Linked DNA regions of Mus musculus: region 1 is linked to region 2. A link is a loop called in an ENCODE intact Hi-C map of the cell type or tissue named here. Cell type or tissue: left cerebral cortex. All regions are shown on one strand. Links, peaks and the distances in the headings refer to the core of each region. The heading gives the core; the rest is flanking DNA.

Region 1 (9,452 bases), core at 2,473-4,972, 280 kb after region 2:
GAACTCACTTCATTTGTTTGATCAGGCTGGCCTCGAACTCAGAGAGACCCACTTGCCTCTGCTTCTGAACTACTGGGATTAAAGATGTGCACTACCTTGCCTGGCCAGTCTATATCTTCGACATTGATCCTTTCATTATAGCTTCTTTCCTGCTATTTCTATGGGTCAGTGGATATTTTACTTTAGGTTTGTTTGTTTGTTTTTACAATTTTCAAATAACTCACACTCCTCTGCTATAAACATTCTTATATTTTCCAGTGTATATGCATATGTAGTTTTCTAGAGTAAATATGAAGGAATGGAATAGCTGCATATTCATATGTCTTCAACTTTGTAAAGACTGATTTTCCAATACATTTGGATTTACAACTATTGTGGCATTTCTTCATTGGCATCTCATTATGAAGGCTTTAATTTCATTTTCATGACTTGGGGTGAGGTTAAACTTCCTGCCATAATGTTTCCTAAGTGAAATGGTTTTTCTTGTCTTTTGCCCAGTTTGTTGATTCATAGATGATTTTCATATATCTAGACAGTATCAGATTTTTATATTACTTACATTTTTATTAAATAGTGGCTTACCTTTTTTTCTCTTTGTCTTTTTTTAAGAGAGCAAAGACCATGCTGACAGGAATAACAAGGCTTTTCTCCAGGGTCCAGAAGGTGAGTTCCCACAAACTGCTTTACTTTCAGGTAAAATTCTCAAGCCTGGCGTGGTGCCCGCGCCTTTAATCCCAGCACTCGGGAAGCAGAGGCAGGTGGGTTTCTGAGTTCGAGGCCAACCTGGTCTACAAAGTGAGTTCCAGGCCAGTCAGGACTATACAGTGAAACCCTGTCTCGGAAAAAAACAAAACAAGACAAAAAAAATTCTCAGAAGACTACGGCAAGATGACTGGGAGTTCAAGGCCAGCTTGGCCTGCCAAGTGAGAGTCTGCCTAAGCAACAGGCAGAGATAGTAAGCCTGAGGTAATGTGTGAGGAGGAGGTGGCGTTTTTACAAACTGGTAACTTTGAGCTAGCTGGCTATTTAGACATGGCACTTTTGATAAGAGACTAAAATTGTTTAGAGAATGGACTGCGTGAGGAGGGTGGGAAGGTGGCGAGTTAGTCAGGAGGTAATGCCACTCAAACGTGAGGGCCTGTGCAGCACTCTAATGAAAGCTGGCATGGGCTGAAACACCAGAGCTGGTAGGCTGGGTGTAAGTAGACCCCTGAAGTTGATTAGCTGGCTAGCCTAGCCGAATTGGTAAGCTGCAGGTCCACTGAATAAGTAAGGCAGAAAGCAGTCAGGGAACACACTGGACATCAGCCTCTAGCAGCCACCACATGTGCACGCATGAACACACACTTCCATGACACACACAAAGGAGGGAGGACAAGGTAAGACCTTCATCTGGGCTTGGGATAAAGCTCCATAAAACCCTGACTGGACTCAGGAAATCCTGGGTTAGCTTTCCAGTGCCACATAAACTGAACATGGCAGCAGCGGTACTGATCAGGAGTGCAGGCTTTGGAGGTAGCGGCAGGAGGATCGGAAACTCAAGGTCATCTTCAGCTATACAGCACATTTGAATCTAACCTGATCTACATGAGACTCTGCCCACAGCTCTTCACACCACATCACCCCCACCCCTCACAAAAGGTAAGGGGCTAGAGAGACAACTCATAAGTTCAGAGTGCATTCTGAACAAACCTAAGGACCATAATTGGAATTCCCAGCATCCATGGAACAAGCAGAGCCTTCCATAGACACTTGTAACCCCAGGTCTAGCGGAATCTGGCAGGTTTTTCTGGCCTCCACACAACTAACACACACACGCACATACAATGAGGCAAACCTGTACAATTAAAGAATAAGACCATAGTGAATTGGGCATAGTATCACAGTCCTGTCGATAATCAAAGCACTTGGGAGACTGAGATACAAGGATCAAGGCTGGCCAGGGCTACATAGAGAAACCCTCCCTCAAAGTGAGCAAAGGTCTTATACTACTGGTTTGTTTTAGTCTTTTTAATTATTTACCAAATAGTAGTTGTTTCATTTGTTTGTTCATATTTGCTTTTTTAAAACAGAATCTCACTGTGTAGCCCCAGCTGGCCTGGAACTCAAAGGAAATGCATCTGCCTTTGTCTCCCGAATGGTGGGTGCAAAGGTACACACCACCGCTCCCAAGCGTGCTTTAGCGCCTTGGCTCCTCGTGACAGTGCACTGTCCTTGCTTTAAAGTTGCAGAAACTAGAGATTAGAATGGATAAGTAACCTACTGTGAAAATTGAAATTGTAAAACTTTACTACGGAGATGCTGACTGGTGACCTAACCAGTGTCCATGTGGTGGCCATGTTCTCCAGAGGCACGCAGTTCCAAGGTCAGGAGAAAATGACCACTCTGACTGCGTGGTAGGAAGGCAGCACCTATGACAATCACCAGGCCTGGGTTTGCTGAGAACAGGAAATCCTACAGGCCTAAGTCTGGAGGGTAAGAACTGAAGAAGAAAGGGCCGCTTGCAACGGATCCTAGGATTCCAAGAAGGGTTCTTAGGCGCGGAGCATCCCCTGTCCAGTGTGGGATTGGGGGAGGGGCCTGCTCTTTCCTTTTCCTTTTACCCCTACGCTGAGATTTATAAAAGGCCTCTGTGCATTTCAGCGAGTCAAAGCAAAACAAAATGTTAACAAAAGAAATAAAAGCCAATATTGGGGCAAGAAGGAATATTGGCTTGGTGTCTACGAGCACTGGCTGCTCTTGCAGATGATTTAAGTTTGGTTTCTAGCACCCATGAGGGCTCATAACCACATGTAACTTTAGTTCTTGGTGGTCCAGTGCTCCCTTCTGGTCTCTTCCGTACATACAGGCATAAAAGTTATACATATAAAAATAAGGGCCAGGTGTGATGGCTCGTGCATTTAATCTCAGCAGGCAGAGACAGCAAATCCCTGAATTTAAGGCCATAGTGAGTTCCAGGTCAGCCAGGGTTCCATAGTGAGACCTTGTGTCCAGAATGGGTGTGTAGTTATAGAGTTGGCTCATGGTGAGGAGCACTGGCTCCTCTTTCAGAAGGTCTGTGATTGATCCCCACCACTGACTTGGTGGCTCACAACCATCTGTAACTCTAAGTTCCAGGTTGGCCTCTGAGGGCACACTTGTGGTGCACAACCTTACGTGCAGGCAAAATATCCATTCACATAAAATTAGAATGTATAGTTTCTTAGTGTATATGTTTTCAGTTTGGCTCAGGATGACCCTGCGTAGCTCATGGGTAGTGTTTGAGGGACTGCATTATGTTCACTGTGGAACTAAGCTGAGGGAATTCTACATAGAGCCGTTTATCCTAGAACTCAGACTAGCTGCTTAGTTCCATTTATAACACTTTAAGACATAAGGAATCCATTTTGTTTTTTATTTACTGAAGGAAACAAAACAAAACCTGAGGTCATCAGAATACTGTAGAAATAGCACCACCTTGTGGCCATTGAGTATTTTTAGTTAATTTTATTTACATGTGTGGTGGTTGCCTGTGCCTATTTGTGCACTGTGTGCATTCCTATTGCCACTGGAGGCCTGAAGAGGGCGTAGATACCTGGGACTGGAGTTACTCATTATTGTGAGCTGCCATGTGGGTACTAAGAATAAACCAGGGTCTTCTGGAAGACAGCCGATACTCTCAACAACTGAGCCAGCACCCAAGCCAGCACCTAGTTTTCTTACTTTAAAAAAATGTATTCCTAGCCGGGCGTGGTGGCACATGCCTTTAATCCCAGCACTTGGGAGGCAGAGGCAGGCAGATTTCTGAGTTCGAGGCCAGCCTGGTCTACAGAGTGAGTTCCAGGACAGCCAGGGCTACACAGAGAAACCCTTTGTGGAAAAAAGAAAGAAAAGAGAAACTGTCTTCCTGAGTATGAGCATGTGGAGGGTGCAGGTGTGGGAATTATTTCTTCAGCTTTCACATGGCTTCATGGTGACCCAGTTCACCAAGAGTACATAACAAGCACCTTTACTCCTGAGACGTCCCGAGATGTGGCAGATGTGGTGGCACATACCTGATGAAATCCAGGTGCTTGAAATGCTGAGGAAGGGATTTTGAAAATTAAGGCCAGCCTGATCTATATAACAAGTGCCAGGACAGCCAGGGCTAAATGGTGAGATCTTGTCTCAGAACAACAAGGCCGGCCGATGGTAGATGGAAAGGGCTGGCGCCTTCTCCTGGTACTCGGGTGTATTACTCAGGTGCTGTCCTGAGAGCAGCTCTTCCTTTGTCTTTGGTATGTTTAGTATCCTGGCTTTGCTGGCGAGAGCAGGAGCTGGATAGAGACGGAAGCCCATCCTCAGCTATCAGCGGGGTCCTTGGATATGGTGGGGGCTGCGGCTACTTGCTTCCTTCTTCCCTCCTTATATTTTGCTTTGTGTTTAATCTGTATGGGGTTTTGCCTTCCTGGGTGTCTGCATATTCCATGTGTTCCTGATGCCTGCACAGGCCAAAAGAGTGTGTTGGAGCACTTTGAACTGTAGTTACAGACAGTTGTGAGCTGCACATGGGTGTCGGGCATTGAACCTGGATCTTCTGGAAGAGTTAGGTCATCTCTCCAGCTTCCTCTCTTCTTTATCTTTCATTCCTTTGGCTTGAGACAAGCTATTATGTAATCTAGGCTGCCACAGCAAGAGAGGATGGAGCTTAATAGCCATTCTCAGCTGGTTTTCATTTTCAACAACTGACAGTATTCCCACTCCTGGCTCTGTAGCCAGCTGTAATCCCCTAGCAGTGGGTTAGAGGACTATTTGAATTGTTTGGGAGATAAACCTGCCTCTGCTATAAATTTGAGTTATATTCTAAAAATTATGGCAACCTATTTCTTTACACTGTTGGCTTATATTAAAATCTGCCACTAATATTTCAGACTTGGTGTGCACTTGGGAGGATGCTTGGAGCCTCCACACATGCATGAGTGCATGCAAACACCAAGCACACAGTAATATGAAAGGCTGAGAGATGGCCAGGTGGCTGAGAGCAGTTGCTTCACAAGCATCAGGACCAGACTCGGATCTCAGCACCCACATTAGAAGCTGGGATCTCATGTGCGACCACAGTTCCATCTGTGAGAGAGGAGAATCACTGGAACTGTCAGCATCCAGACAGGTGGATGCGCCCACCCACCCTCCCAACCCTAGGTCCAGGAAGAGTCAGTACCTCAATGGCCCAACACTGTCTTCTGGCCGTGTGTGCACAGGCATGCTAGTGTGCTCCCAGGCGTATGCACTAAGTAAGTTCTCGAAGAGGGTTGGCAAATGGTCAAGCGAGTGAAGATCCTTGCTGCCAAGACTACCACCTAGACTCTGTTCCAGCTCGCGTGATGGAAGGAAAGCAAGCCTCACTTCCACAGGTTGTCCTCTGCTTCCCCCACACTTCCCCAGGCTGTGCCCCTCATACCACATATAGCATTAATTGATAAAGAAATATGAGAAAGTTAATGTAAGGTATGAAAAAAAGGGTTGGCAAAGTGGCTCATAGGGTTACAGAATGCGGTGCCAAGCATGGTCATCCACAAGATGATAGAGAGAGGCCCTTCCTGTTGTCCTTGGGAACCATGATATGATAGAGAGGAGAGGACCTTCCCTGTTGTCGTCAGGACCTACAAGATGATAGAAACAGGACCTTTCCCAGTTATTCTTTGGTTTCCACATGTATACATTGGCATGTGCACATCCATACAAACAAGCACAAATAAATGTATTTTTTAAAACATTTTATGTTGGGGTAGAGACAGGTGGATTTCTGTGAATTCAAGGCTAGCCTGGTCTGCACAGTGAGTTCTGGGTCAGCTAGGGGGTAAGTCCCTGTCTAAAAAATAAAATAAAAAGTGATTTTTAATGAAAACAAAAGGTAATGGAAAGAGTAGAGATTTTAGAGTCAGTCTTGGATATCGTGTTAGTTAGGGTTTCTCATGGTGATTAAGCACACAGACCACAGCCAGTTTGGGGCAGAGAGGTTTTGTATTGGCTGGCATCTGGAGCCCAGTGTGCCGTGGAGGACACTGCTGCCCTGCGAAGCTCTCCTTGCTTGCAGCTCCCTCTTCTGTTCTCTTGAATTTCTGCCCTACGCTGGAGTCTTCTGTGAAGGCTTACTGTCTTTAAGCTTGATTGAGGGAGTTATTCCTTTAGGAAGCATCTCATAGAGCCCAAGCTAGACTTGGCCCCCTGCTCCTACCGAGTGCCAGGATCATAGACATGCACCCTTGTGCCCTGCTAATTTGAGAAATTTTCTTAGTATTTTTCTCATATTTATCTCCTGAAATGTCATTTGAATCTCCCACCCCCATTCCAGAAGTTTCTAAGTATGGTTAACTAGTTCCTCCTAGCTGGACACTTTACATGCTCCCTCATTACATGTCCCTAATGACAGATTCTTACTGTGCCGGTCATAGCTAGCAAGGCCAGGCATGTTACACTCAGCACTATGAGGAGAAGCAACCAGATCTTCAAGGCTAGACACAAGTCAGACCCTGACACAGTCTAAGGGATGGGGAGAGTGGTCACAGGGTGCTCATAACGTCTCCTTTACTCCCAGCACTCTTTCTGGAGGCAGATTAGAGGCAGCCAGACCCATCCAGCCTGTGAGCACGAAGCAACCATTTATCGCCAGCCATGCTGAAGCGTATTGCACTGACCCTCACAGTGGAGGCTCCTGTGCTGTTAGGAACCCTGTATAGCAGTGGGACGTGGATTAAACACATTTCCTACCCTGCACATGGGTTCACCTGCCCTGTGTTTCCAGCTACTCAAATGTGGAGACAAGAGATTCACTGAGCCCAGAATTCAAGGCCAGCCTGGACAACTAACCAAGACCTCAGCTCAGAAAAACACAAGTATGGCTGAGAGAGAAGGTTCAGCTGACACGTTAGCCTCAGTGCTTGGGAAGTGGAGACAGGAGTGCCGTGAGCAGTTAGCTCAGCAGAGGCTGCGCTGACCGGTTGGTTTCCATTGTAAGACAGAGCCCTAGCGTAGCAGTATACATGCTAAAACAGATCCAGAAGCTAAAAGGTGTGACTGGATTTAGTAAAGATCCGTTCTATATAAAACTAAAACATAGTTTAGTGTCATGATTTCCTGATAGAGTCATAGCTTGAGACCTCAGTGTTACAACAAGCATTGAAAAACCAGATGATTCCAGAACACTGAAACATTTTCTTTTGTAGTTGGACCCGAGGTGTTTTTTGCACATGAGTGTTCAAGCGACTCAGAACAGTCAGGTTCCAGCTGAGCGTCCCAGAACTGTTTCCCGCACCAGTGACAGTGACCCGGTAAGTTGCTGATGTGCGTGGGTTTCAGAGATTATAATTTGTGTTGCCATATTACTCCTTTTACATGTCAGGATACTGGTTTTTATATATTGGTCTTTTGTTGTTGGGTTTTTTTTGTTTTGTTTTGTTTGTTTTGGTTTTTCGAGACAGGCTTTTTCCTTGTAGCCCTGGCACTCACTCTGTAGACCAGGCTGGCTTCGAACTCAGAAATCCACCTGCCTCTGCCTCCCAAGTGCTGGAATTAAAGGCGTGCGCCACCAATGCCCGGCTTATATATTGTTTTTAACAAATCTCAATTGTTTGATTTTTACCAATGAAGTCTGAGAAGCCAGATGCTGGAGTGAAAGCCTGCTAGCCCAGAGAGACAGAGGAAGCACCCAGCTGACCTACCTCTTCAGCTAACATCCCAGAAGCAATGCCTGTCTCTCATGCAGTCTCAAAAACTCTTTCAAGCCAAATGTCCCTCCCTTCTACTTCCTGTGGTGTCTCTCTACCCATCCTCCTGACTCCCTCGTCCTCTCTATTAGTTCTTAATAATCCTGTGTCCCTCCCTGTCAGCTGGCTGCTTGGTGTACCTCTTGACCTGGGGTTGACTTTATTTAATCCTGTTTATAATATTCAAGCAGAAAGCTCTTGCATTAAAGTTGTGTGCTAAGGCTGAGCTATACCACAACTAAAAACAGGTTTTTTTCATTAACTAACACAGTCCTGGGGTTCACAGTGTGATCAAATCTCCTGCACCATACATACGCTCAGGTAGGTGAGACACCTGGGCTAGCATTCTTAACTCGCACCTTCCCTTGTTGCTCTGTGGTGCTGTAAAAATATAAAGTACAAAGTTAGTCCAATTTCCTTCTAATGTGATCTTAATAATGAATTCACCTAGTGAATCTTGCTGAATTAAAAATTAGCTAAAATAAAGCTGGTATGGTGCACACCTTTCATCCCAGCAAAAGCAGATGCGTCTCTGAGTTCAAGGCCAACCTGGTCTACATAGTGAGTCCCACAGCAACCAGGCTTTGTAGATAGATTCCTTTTCAAAACAGACAAACAAATTGACTACATTCAGTTCCTTCTGAGATAAGTTTCTCAGGAGTTATGTCTTTTAGCTGGGGCTAAGCATTCCTCAAATGAGCACTTGCTCCATATTTTAGACTTCTGGCTTAAGAGCACCCTTCACAGTTCCTGGTTCTGCAGCCCTGCTGTAAACAAACATCTGGGGCCTGGGAAAGATAAGCTTGTGGGATAGCCTTGACGAGTATTCAGGTTTGTCACGAGTGGTGGTGCATGCCTTCAATCCCAGCACTGTTTTCCAATAGTCAAAGGTGTGACACCACACTCTTCCTTTCTGAGCGACTTAACTGGTGTCTTGTTGGCAGGACTGTTCCTCCTGTGACTTTAAACTTTGACAGGCTGGGTACTTTTCCCCCATGCCCAGTGCTGGTTCTGTCTCCTAGAAATAAAATCAGTTGTGTGGTCTCTGTGCTTCTTTAATGTGAAAGAAGAGCTTCATGAGCCTTTTTTCCATGCTGTCCGAAACTCATTCTTTCCATCTTGATGTGGCCATACTGTGGCTGTGTAGACATGTAAAGAGATGCAGATGCCCTCCACCAAGAAATCATCTCAGCCGGGCGGGTTTAACGTTTGTCCTTAACAGTCACCTGGTCTCATGAATGCAAAATGAAATAAATTAAGGAAGTCCTCTGGAGTTTCCATGGAAACAGCATCATGCAGCTCTTGCCACATGTCTGGAGCATCTCTCTTCATAGCTTAAAAGAATCCAGGTGGCAAAAACTTTGTCCCCATCAGCAGTTATTTCTGAACAACTACTTTTCATCAGGCCCCTGGTTTGGGGTTGCCAGCACTTTGTTAGATGTATATTTGTTGTGGATTTCTGCCTGTGTTATGTGGAGATCAAAGGACAAGTTTTGGAAATTTATCTCGTTCTACCATGTGGGTCCTGTATTTTGAACTCAGGTTGTCAAGGTTGGCAAAAGTTATGTTTACTCATGAAAACTGTCTTGCTATCCAAACACCCAGTGTTTTAAATGAAAAACCTGGCCTGCTGGCACACATGTGTAATCTCAGCAGTCTGAAAGTTACAGCAGGAAGACTGTCAGAAGATCCAAGCCAGCCTGAGCTACACAGCAAGACCATATCACA
Region 2 (9,452 bases), core at 2,773-5,272:
TTTCTAATGAGGAAACTGAGGCTCAAAATGATGAAATAACTTGCTAAAGGTCACAACTGTAAAAGGCAGAATCAACCTGGCCATCTTGCATGGTGCCCAAGGGGGACAGGAAGAAGGAGGAAATTTGAAGAGGGAGTGACACGGTTTCCTTTCCCCAGTCAGAGGCAGAGCAGGGCATTCAACTCACCACCGTGTTGGTGCAGATGGAATTTGGGTCACAGCCTCCGTTGTTACCATCATTACATTCATCAATGTCATTGCAGACCTAAAAGGGCAGGGTGGAGGGGGATCTCACAGATACAGAAGTCACTACTGACAGGGCCCATGGGTGAGCACTGGCATGTTTAGACCCAAAGCCAGAGCTGGTGTAGGGGAGTCTCATCTCATTTTTCACAAATCCATACAGACTTTACCATCTGACCTGTTTGCTGGCTCGAGCATAGTCGATGCCCACACCAGACACTCGGGTGCCCTTGTACCCTGGAGGACAGGCCTCGCAGTGGAAGCCAGGCATGGTGTTGATGCAGCTGGACCCCGGGAAACAGGGGTCAGCGTGAGCACACTGGGGACCAAATGAGAAGGCAGACGTCAGGCATTTTCCTGGGGAAGTGAGCAGCTGTGTGTGATCCTAAGAGCATCACTCCTGGTCCCTGGGCAGCTCTCTCAGCCCAACCTCACAGTGCTCCGTTTCCCCTGGCTGGCCATCTCAAACTTCCCTACCTCTCCCCCAGCTCCTTCACCGCATAGCCCTCTAGTCTACCCTTTATCTTTTTCCTCCTTCCTGTGCTTTCTGGTCTCTGAGCTCTCCTGAATTCCTCTGCTTCTGAACAACTTTCACCCATTTTTTTTTGTACCCTCGAGAGCCCCGCCATCACTCACCTCGTTGATGTCATCACAGTGGGTGCCATTGCCCTGCAGGCCAGGTGGGCAGGGCCCACAGCGATAGCCCGGGTACTCATACACTTCCATACAGTCCACGCCTCGGAAGCAGGGGCTGGGGCTGCAGTGTGAACGCTGCTCGTGGAAACCTGGGAGGTAGACACGGTCAGAGCCACCCTCGAGGGTCACTCTTCGGATGGCTAGGAAGGAAAAGCTGAAGCCACACGGTGGGGAGCATAGCAGTGCTCTCTGGGGCCCTCCTCTCCCACTCACCGCACACCTGACACTCCATGATGGTGTTCCGGATGAGTGACATTTCCTTCACCTGACGAGTGAGGAGAAGTCATCTCTCTGCCACTGTCGTCACACCCCACCCCAGAATCGCATCCTTGGCCTGCCCACTCAAACCTGGTCTCGGATGTCGTCCCGAAGCTCCACTAGGATCTGGTTGAAGAGGGTGAGCTGGGTGACCAATGCCTTGGTCTGCTCCCCTGTCAAGGACCAGGGGATGGAGAGACTTAGAATCGGGGAGCCACTCTGGGCCCTCTTTGCACTGTAAGTCAGCTCTTGTCCCCGAAGCCCACACCACACCTTAGACCCCACCCATGACAGAGGACCACCCTTGCCTCCACTGCCTCTTCATAACTGACTCACCTAGAATGGATTGCAGTGCGCTGGTCACTAGAGGAGAAGTGAGAGCAGTCAGTGGGAGATACTAAGGAAGTGGGAAGGAAGGGGGTCTAGAAGAGGGACAGCCCTGGACCCTCAAGAAAGATGAAGCAGTGCAGAGTGTCATGACAGAGGCAATCCACTACACAGCCTTGCACACGGTAGGCAAGCACTCTTCACATAGCCCCTTACTCGGTCACAGCCACCCCTTCCATCAGGCTAAAGGCCCTCTGGGCATTGCCTTATAGGAAGCCAGAAAAATTTCAAGTCTTCATTCCCAGGCATAGTAGTTCCAGGAGGACTCCAAATGAGAGGCAACCCAAAGTAGGTCCAGGCCCCCAGTACATTCCATTTCAAACCCTTCCCCCAAGCTGCCCCTTCAAGAACCCTTTCAAGTCTCTGGGAGAAGTGGGTGTTTGCTTAGGTAAGAGTCTCTAAGCATCCTTGTCACAGACCAGGATGAGAGTCCTTGGCTAAAGGTGCCACTCAATTGTAGGTGACAGTTGCCAAGAGCAACTACAAAAATCTTGAGACTAAGCCATTACCTTACTCCTTAACCCTAGAGTTCCCCGGAGTTACAGCCCTGCTGGATGATCTTATTTTTCTGATCTACACCTCCTACACATGAGTCAAGGATAAAAGACTTGGAGTTGGGGGGAGGGGGGCGGTTGAAAGCTTCAGGAATGGTCAAGCTAAAGGAAAGTGTTAACTGGGGAGGAGGTCAGAAGGATCTGTTACCTGCATTGTGAATGGAGTCGTCTCCTTGGAATGGACATTCACTCAGGGCTCCTACCCGAGCCATGGATCCACCCAGAATAATTTTCATCGATTCCACAAAGCCCTAGGGGTCAGCAGGGAGGCAGGCAGATCGAGCAGCTCCTCTTGGTGCTACAAACCATGTTCCCCAAACCAGAGGTTCCTTCTCACCTGCATCCTCAGATAAGCCTTTTGTCCAGTTCTAATCTCCAGTCCACTGACCTCTGCTGGAGGGATCGGGGCCAGTGCTGGAAGGCCAGCATGTTGGTCACCCAGTTTACAGTCCACATACAGCTGCAGGCCAGGGCTGGGTCGAGAAGGTCCTCGGAGTCGCAGGAGAGCCGTGTGTGTGCGCCCATCAGCCAGGCCTGCTTGCTGTAGGTTCACTGCATGGACTTTGCCATCTTCCCGCTGGTACCGCACCAGCACTGCCCAGGATTGGAGGTCAGTATGTGCACTAGCCCCACCCCATGTTCCAACTGACTTCCATCATCTCTTCTATATACCAATATGCCACCCCATGGCTGTCTGTCTCTTTGTTTTTTTTGAGACAGGTTTATCTGTGTAGCTCTGAGTATACTGGAACTCACTCTGAGGAACAAGCTGGCCTCAGACTCAGAGATCTGCCTGCCACTGCCTCCATCTGCCTGGAATTAAAGGCGTGTGGCATGACAGCTCAGAGAGAAACTACAAATTAGGTTAATTCCTAATGTGTAACTCTCAACACCTTGTATGTAACAGGTGCACAATAAATGCTTTTCAGCCAGGCGTTGATGTGACAAGCACTCACAGGACCAGGCATGTGGATCTCTGAGTTGCAGGCTGGAGCTACATGGAGAAACCCTATCTTGAAAAGTAAATAAATGTATAAACAATGAAAGTAGTAAATGAATGCTTTTCAAATTGGCCTTAGATGACCTTATTCTCCATGTCTAGGAGACTATCCTTTCCCAAGGTGGCAACTAGATCTGTACCCACTGAACTTTAGCAAAGATCTGAGTGGTACAGTCATTGCTGGGACACAGAGCTGTCTCACCCTCCCTGAGCATCCCAGCCTACAACCTGCCATCCATCCCTATAAATACCAGCCTGACCCAACTGTTTGAGTTCCTCCATACCAGTAGCCCTAGTAGAGGTCATGGAGAATAAAGAGGCACCTGGGAGAGGGCATGAGGGAGACTGCTCAAGGGGTCATTGATGCTGGAAAGGGGTGCCCACCAGTCACCTTTGTTGATCTTGCCCACAACAGAGGCCTCCAGCCATCGTGTGTTGTCTTGGCGAGAGTAGAGGCCAAAGAGGACACCACCTTGCTTTGGAGGGAGGCGGAAAGTGGACAAGAGGTAGATATCCCCAGCAGTGAGTAAAGCTGTCCGAATCTTCTCTGCCACAGCTACCATCTGCCTGGATTCGCCCACTGTCAGCAGGTCAATTACTGGCCAGATAGGGATTTAAAAATTAGAGGAAGTGGTTGGAGTCTGAGGTAGGCCTGCCCTCTCTCCTGAGCTCTCAGAGGTGAGGCATCCCTTTTTTTTATGTTTGTTTTTTTTTTTTTTTTTTTTTTTTTTTTTTTTTTTTTTGAGACAAGGATTTTCTGTAGCCCTGGCTGTCCTGGAACACACTCTGTAGACCAGGCTGGCCTCGAACTCAGAAATCCGCCTGCCTCTGCCTCCTGAGTGCTGGGATTAAAGGCGTGCCCCACCACGCCCGGCTGAGGCATCCCTAATTATCATCTTCCTACCTCTGAACTGCATCCTCAAAACTCAAACTCTTTAGGGATGCTGGTACATGCCTGTAGCCTCAGGCTGAGAGGACTGCCTCAAGCAATCAGGCAGCCTCCGCTACTTTAGACCAGGCTACAAGACCCTATCTCTAAAAACAAAACCATTGGCCCTTTTTTTGTTATCAAGGCAATGCTTCCCTCCCAGCACCTTCTATTGCTTCCAAAGCCTTGGGAACCTATAGGCTTAGAGCCCACTTACAAATACCAAAGCCACTCGCAAACTTCCTATGTCCCACCAGGTGGCGCAAGGGAGACATTGCTGACTAGAGTCTGGAGTGGCACCTGGTGCCCACAACTCAGGAACCAGGAGTACCATCTCTCCATTGCTGGGTTTAGCACACTCCAAACCCTGGGGCCGGTCCTCCCATCCCAGGGGCTCATCACACACATCTTACAGCCGTCCACAAAGCGCTCTGACCCTCCCATCGCTGTTTAGTCTTTCCCCCCTGGGAATGTAGGACCCAGCCAGCATCTCTTCCTCCTGTGTCCTGGCCAATCTGTGGTTTCCCTTCCAGCCAGTAAAGAATCTTTGCTTGTGTCATCTGCTCCTACCACCTCTCCTACACCACCCATGGGCCATCCCCCCACCAGACCTCCGGGAGAGTTCAAGCTGCCCAATCCCCACCCCCGCCCTATCTTTTAGAAACCAAGAGCCAGAGTAAAGGGGGGGGGAACCAAGCCCAGGGTCCCCCACCGTGCAGTCACCATCAATCAAGCTGCTTGCCCAGACTATCCTGTTGATGCTCTGAGACTAACTCTGTCGTGGAGTCCTCCTGGATCCATCCTGGTCTCAGTGCCTGACACTGCACCAATCTGCACTCACCCACCACTCTGGTGCCCACCCCTCCTACATTATCACCAACCCTTCACTCTTCGCAGTGTTAACTTTTCTCTCCAACCCATTTCAGGACTCTTCCCTCTCTCTCAAACTCACATGTGGTCTGTTATTTGCCTGGGGGCAAAAGAAAGGAGACAAAGAGGTGTCAAGGGGGATGAATGCAGGCTTACCCTGAAGGTCCTGACTGCCACACGTGTAAGAGCAGAGGAGGAGGAGAGCCAGGACACCCCAAAGTTCCGGCTTCTCCATGCCGCTTAGCCGGTTCACTACCCCTGGCAGGCAAGGCGACTGGGAGGGAAAAAGACTAGGCGGAGAGCAGGAGCAGGAGGGGGGCGGAGGGACTGAGGAGCGAGCTGGGGGGTTGGGGGGGAGCAGGCGGGTAGGGGGGGGGGTTGAAACAAAGAGCTGCCAATCACCTTGGAGGCATCACCGGCTCCCGAAACCAGAGGCACTGGGAAAGAGTCCCAGAGCTTTCCTTGCCTCCTGCTCCACCATAATGATTTTCCTCAAAGATGCTTCCCTTTAGCCTGACATCTGGTTCTTGGGAGCTTTCAACTTAACAGCGCTACCAAATGCTACTGTTCTCTGCAAGCAGTGGTTGGAAAAGTCAGAATCCCCTGCCTTGGGCAATTCTAGGTTCTAGGCATTATTTCACGGTTGGCGGAAATGGATGTCAGTGGACCATCCTTTGCTACAGTGCCTAGAAGACTACGTACGACACGAGGCTTATTGATGTGGCACAGCAAAAAAAAAAAAAATTTTTTTATTACGGTGTGTTGCGTCCCTGACATGTGCCCATTCCTCCATTTCCCCTCACTCTTGGGAAAATAGAAATCTGGAAGCACCGACGAGAACTTGATGGCTTTCTAAGACATCAGAAAGGGGAAAGCATCACCAGAGGCTAGAGCCATAAACTAGAAGACAGGAGCGAGGATGGGACTGGGGAACACTGGATACCGCGGGATGGCCCTGTCCGGGGTGAACCCGAGGGGAGCTGGGGACCGACCAGGAGTTCCCGTTACGAAGGCAACTGCCCGCGAGCCGCACCTCCCCTTCCCCCACTCAGGCCCCAGCCGGGCCTCAGCTCGGGCGCCGCCACCGCCCCTGTTTTGTTTCCATGGCGACAGGCAGCGCGAGGCCCTCTCCAAACATAACGCGCAGTGGAAAACATGCGGCTCGGGGGACCCCCCCGCGGCGTCCGCTCAGGGCTGAGACCTGAGAGGGCCCGGGGTTGTCGGGGCCATGTGCAGTTTGGCAAGTGCCCCCAGAGACCGACAAGCCGCACCAGATGCCCCTCTCCCAAGCCCTCCGTGTCGCCGGCGGTTCGTGGCTACGCTCGGCAGAGGCGCCGCGAAAGTCCCAAGCGCGTCTGGACGGCGGCCCTGCTCCCTTACGGGGGCCGCCTCAGGACGAGCCCGCGGCGCTCCCCAGAAGGCCGATGCCCCACCTCTCACAGCCCCGCCGCGGCTCAGGCCGCCAAGAGCCACGCCTCCCCAGACCCCAAAGCCCCGGCGGCCAGGGAGGCGGGGACCAGGGGCGGTTCCTGGCGAGAGAAGGCCGACGCATACGAGAAGGTGCTTCCGGGTCAGAGAGCGTACAAGATGGCGGCGCCCATGGAGCTGTTCTGCTGGTCAGGGGGCTGGGGATTGCCGTCGGTGGACCTGGATAGTCTGGCCGTGCTGGTGAGGGCTCATGCACCTGTCCTCTGATCTCTGGAGAGCCGGAGTGGGTGCTCGAGCTTTGCCGAGAACCGAGACGCATGCGTCTTGAGAGAAACTGAGGCAGTCGAAGGCCGATGTGGGCTCCGCGCCTTACGTCCGGATTTCCTAGGATCGATTTGTGTAGCAGTGGAAGTAGGCTTGGTCAGGGCTTCAGAAGATGGGTTTAGACCTTGCCTATCCATTTATTGGCTGGGTGACCTTGGGATAACCCCTTCTGGACGATCTCTTCTTTTTCCGCTATGAATCCATTGAATCTCGTTTTCGTAGACCAGACAGCCCCACAGCCAGACTGTGTAGGAAGACCTTTAGAACTAGGCAGACTTGCTTCTCTTCATTCAACGTCTTCGGGATTGCAAAAAACATTTATTATGCCTCTTAGAGTAAAAAACATTCCCTTGCAATACGATTTTGACCCTTGTATTGAAATTGTTAACAGAAAGGCAAACATGTAAGCAAATAATGAAACGATCACGTGTATTGATGTAAAGTAGAAACAGAATACAGAGACTGTCAAAGTAAATCAGTACTTCCAGGAAGAGGGAAGTTAATTAGGAAAAGCTTTTGTGAATAGGCTTTACAGTGTAGATGGCATAAGGGTAGAAATCTTTTCCTAATGTTTAATCTTGGAAATGGACATATAAACATGTCCATGAACTGTCTGGTCTAGTTTGCCCATTTGTAAATAGGAATGACACCCTCTTTCCGCCTCTCCTTTTGGTATAAAAGTATAGACCATAGAACATAATTTACTGAGTCACGGATTCTTTTCTTGGTTTCTTTATGAAGCCATACCCTGGCCTCTCTACCGTCTGCTTCCTTCCCTGCAGACCTATACCAGATTTACAGGCGCCCCACTGAAGATACACAAGACCAGCAATCCTTGGCAGAGCCCTTCAGGTATCCCTGAGGGACAGGAATGTGCCAGGGGAGGAGCAGGGGACAGGAATGCAATGCAAATGAGTATGACTAGGCAAGCTGGACCCTGTGAGTATACTTCTTTCTCAATATCAGGAACTCTGCCTGCTCTTCGAACCAGTGATGGGAAAGTCATTACAGTGCCACACAAGATCATCACCCATCTTCGTAAAGAGGTAGGTGACTTGAGTGGGGGCTGACAATGGAGGAAATCCAGTCCGTGAAGTGTAACTTATTTATTGGCCACCAGACACAGGCCAGGCAAGAGCAGTGTGATCCAGAGCAGGGAGGAGCAGCATGGGGGATGCAGTGTGACTGTGACAAGCAGTTGGCCAGATAGTGAACTTAAGGGGCTGTGGGGTGGGATAAGCGGAGAAATCAAATGGGCAGGGAGGAAGAGAAATACACAGGCTGATGACACATGGAAAATAAAGAAGAGTAGAGAACAGCAGTTGGTTTCCGGGTAGACCTGAAAGGAATTTCTAATATAAACCGTCATGGTGGTACACGCATATAATCCCAGCACTTGGTAGAAGTGGGATGATCAGAAATTTAAAATCATCTTTGGCTACATAGTGTGTTTGGGGCCAGCCTGGAAGACATAAGAACCCCTCTCAAAAAAGAAAAAAGTCACTGGGCAGTGGTGGCACACATCTTTAATCTGAACACCTAGAAGGCAGAGGCAGGCAGATCTCTGTAGTTGAAAGTCAGCCTGCTCTATAGAGTGAGTTCCAGGCCAGAACTGTCAAAGAAAGGAGTAAAAGTCGGGGGAGAGAGAGAGAGAGAAAAAAACCACAAAGATTTCTAAGGACTATTTCTCTTCTCAAGTGCTAAGTTATGCTAGATACAGGACTCAGGATGGACAAAGCTTCGTGCCAGGTTTGGATGATTAAGAATTACGAGAGAGTAGAGGCCTTGGCTCTGTTATTCTGTCATTGACTATGACGTTGGACAGGTGATTTAACTTCTCAAAGTAATGAACTATTTGTTTTGTAAGCATTTATTTCTCTTGCTTTGGGGTGTGTGTGTGTGTGTGAGCACATGCCGTGGCACACTTGGGGAGGTCCTTGGACAGCTTGGTAGACTAAGTCCTTTCCTTCTGCTATGTGGCCTCCTGCAATGCAACTCTTGTCATTGAGCCTGACAGCAAGGACAGTTACCTGCTAAGGCAGCTCACCAACTACAGTTCCTTACTTGTAAACTAGGGTGCTTAGGCAGGATGCTCTCAGAGGCCTGGCATTCATAGCGTTGTTCCAAGAGGGAACACACAGTCAGAAATAGAATCCCCTTTCTCATTTCTACTTTCCAGGGAGCTGGGGAAGTAATGGAAGCTTAGCGGCCTGGAGAAACCGGATCCAGATATAAGCCAGCGTTCCTGGCAGGACCCGGGTTACTTGCATATAAACACAGCCTTTTCAGTTTCCAAAGGGTTTTTTCCTAAATTATTTCCAAACCCAGCCACATCGAGAGAAAAACATTACTGTCTCCTTCCATAAAGGAGAAACTGAGATTCAGGGAAATTTAAGAGTCATCTTCAAGAGGCTCTGCAGGTTCAAAGCTTTCTTAGTCTGTGGAGGGGGTACTAAGGAACAGCCTGAAGCCTGGAAAGGTGGGCCACACTAAGACAAGACGGAAATACCGGTGCGATGAAGGTACAGTAGTGGTGCACAAGGGTTTGGAGTGAAGTGCAAGACATAGCCAAGAGCTTGCTGTGGGGGACAAGCTGGGGTTGGGGTGGCTGGATGTAAATTGACTGGGTTCAAGAAGGGTAAGGATGGTGCCCCCTGACTTCTGAGGCCCAGCCTGCAGCCGAGTGCCTCGTTGCTAGCTCTGTGGTGTGGTGTCTAGATCAGGAAGTTACTGTTAGAGAGCTGCTGTCGGCAGGCACCCCGCC

The links. Peaks named below come from ENCODE experiments on the same cell type or tissue, not always from the same donor. Only the 100,000 strongest peaks of a DNase experiment are listed, where the experiment ranks them.
Region 1: a loop joins it to region 2, with 1.9 times the contacts of the local background. A loop is called at or near these places in 3 of 42 quality-filtered maps.

Annotation. Positions count from the first base shown.
Region 1 is chr3:88,933,986-88,943,437 of GRCm38, reverse strand. Dap3 (death associated protein 3) reads left to right here. Exons shown (of 13, transcript NM_022994.3): 2 at 610-663; 3 at 7,185-7,289. Among named protein-coding and RNA genes, the nearest start is that of Dap3, 12 kb to the left of the region's middle. In left cerebral cortex, for the core only: a CTCF peak has its summit at 3,449 (motif pointing left); a DNase peak (open chromatin) is centred at 3,499.
Region 2 is chr3:89,210,965-89,220,416 of GRCm38, reverse strand. Thbs3 (thrombospondin 3) reads right to left here and starts at 5,237. Exons shown (of 23, transcript NM_013691.3): 1 at 5,093-5,237; 2 at 3,530-3,736; 3 at 2,476-2,732; 4 at 2,287-2,389; 5 at 1,534-1,560; 6 at 1,288-1,370; 7 at 1,153-1,204; 8 at 880-1,028; 9 at 422-562; 10 at 188-265. The coding sequence starts at 5,171. Mtx1 (metaxin 1) reads left to right here and starts at 6,510. Exons shown (of 8, transcript NM_013604.3): 1 at 6,510-6,604; 2 at 7,471-7,540; 3 at 7,655-7,734. The coding sequence starts at 6,524. In left cerebral cortex, for the core only: a CTCF peak has its summit at 4,313 (motif pointing right); DNase peaks (open chromatin) are centred at 4,327 and 5,232; H3K4me3 peaks cover 254 bases; H3K27ac peaks cover 353 bases.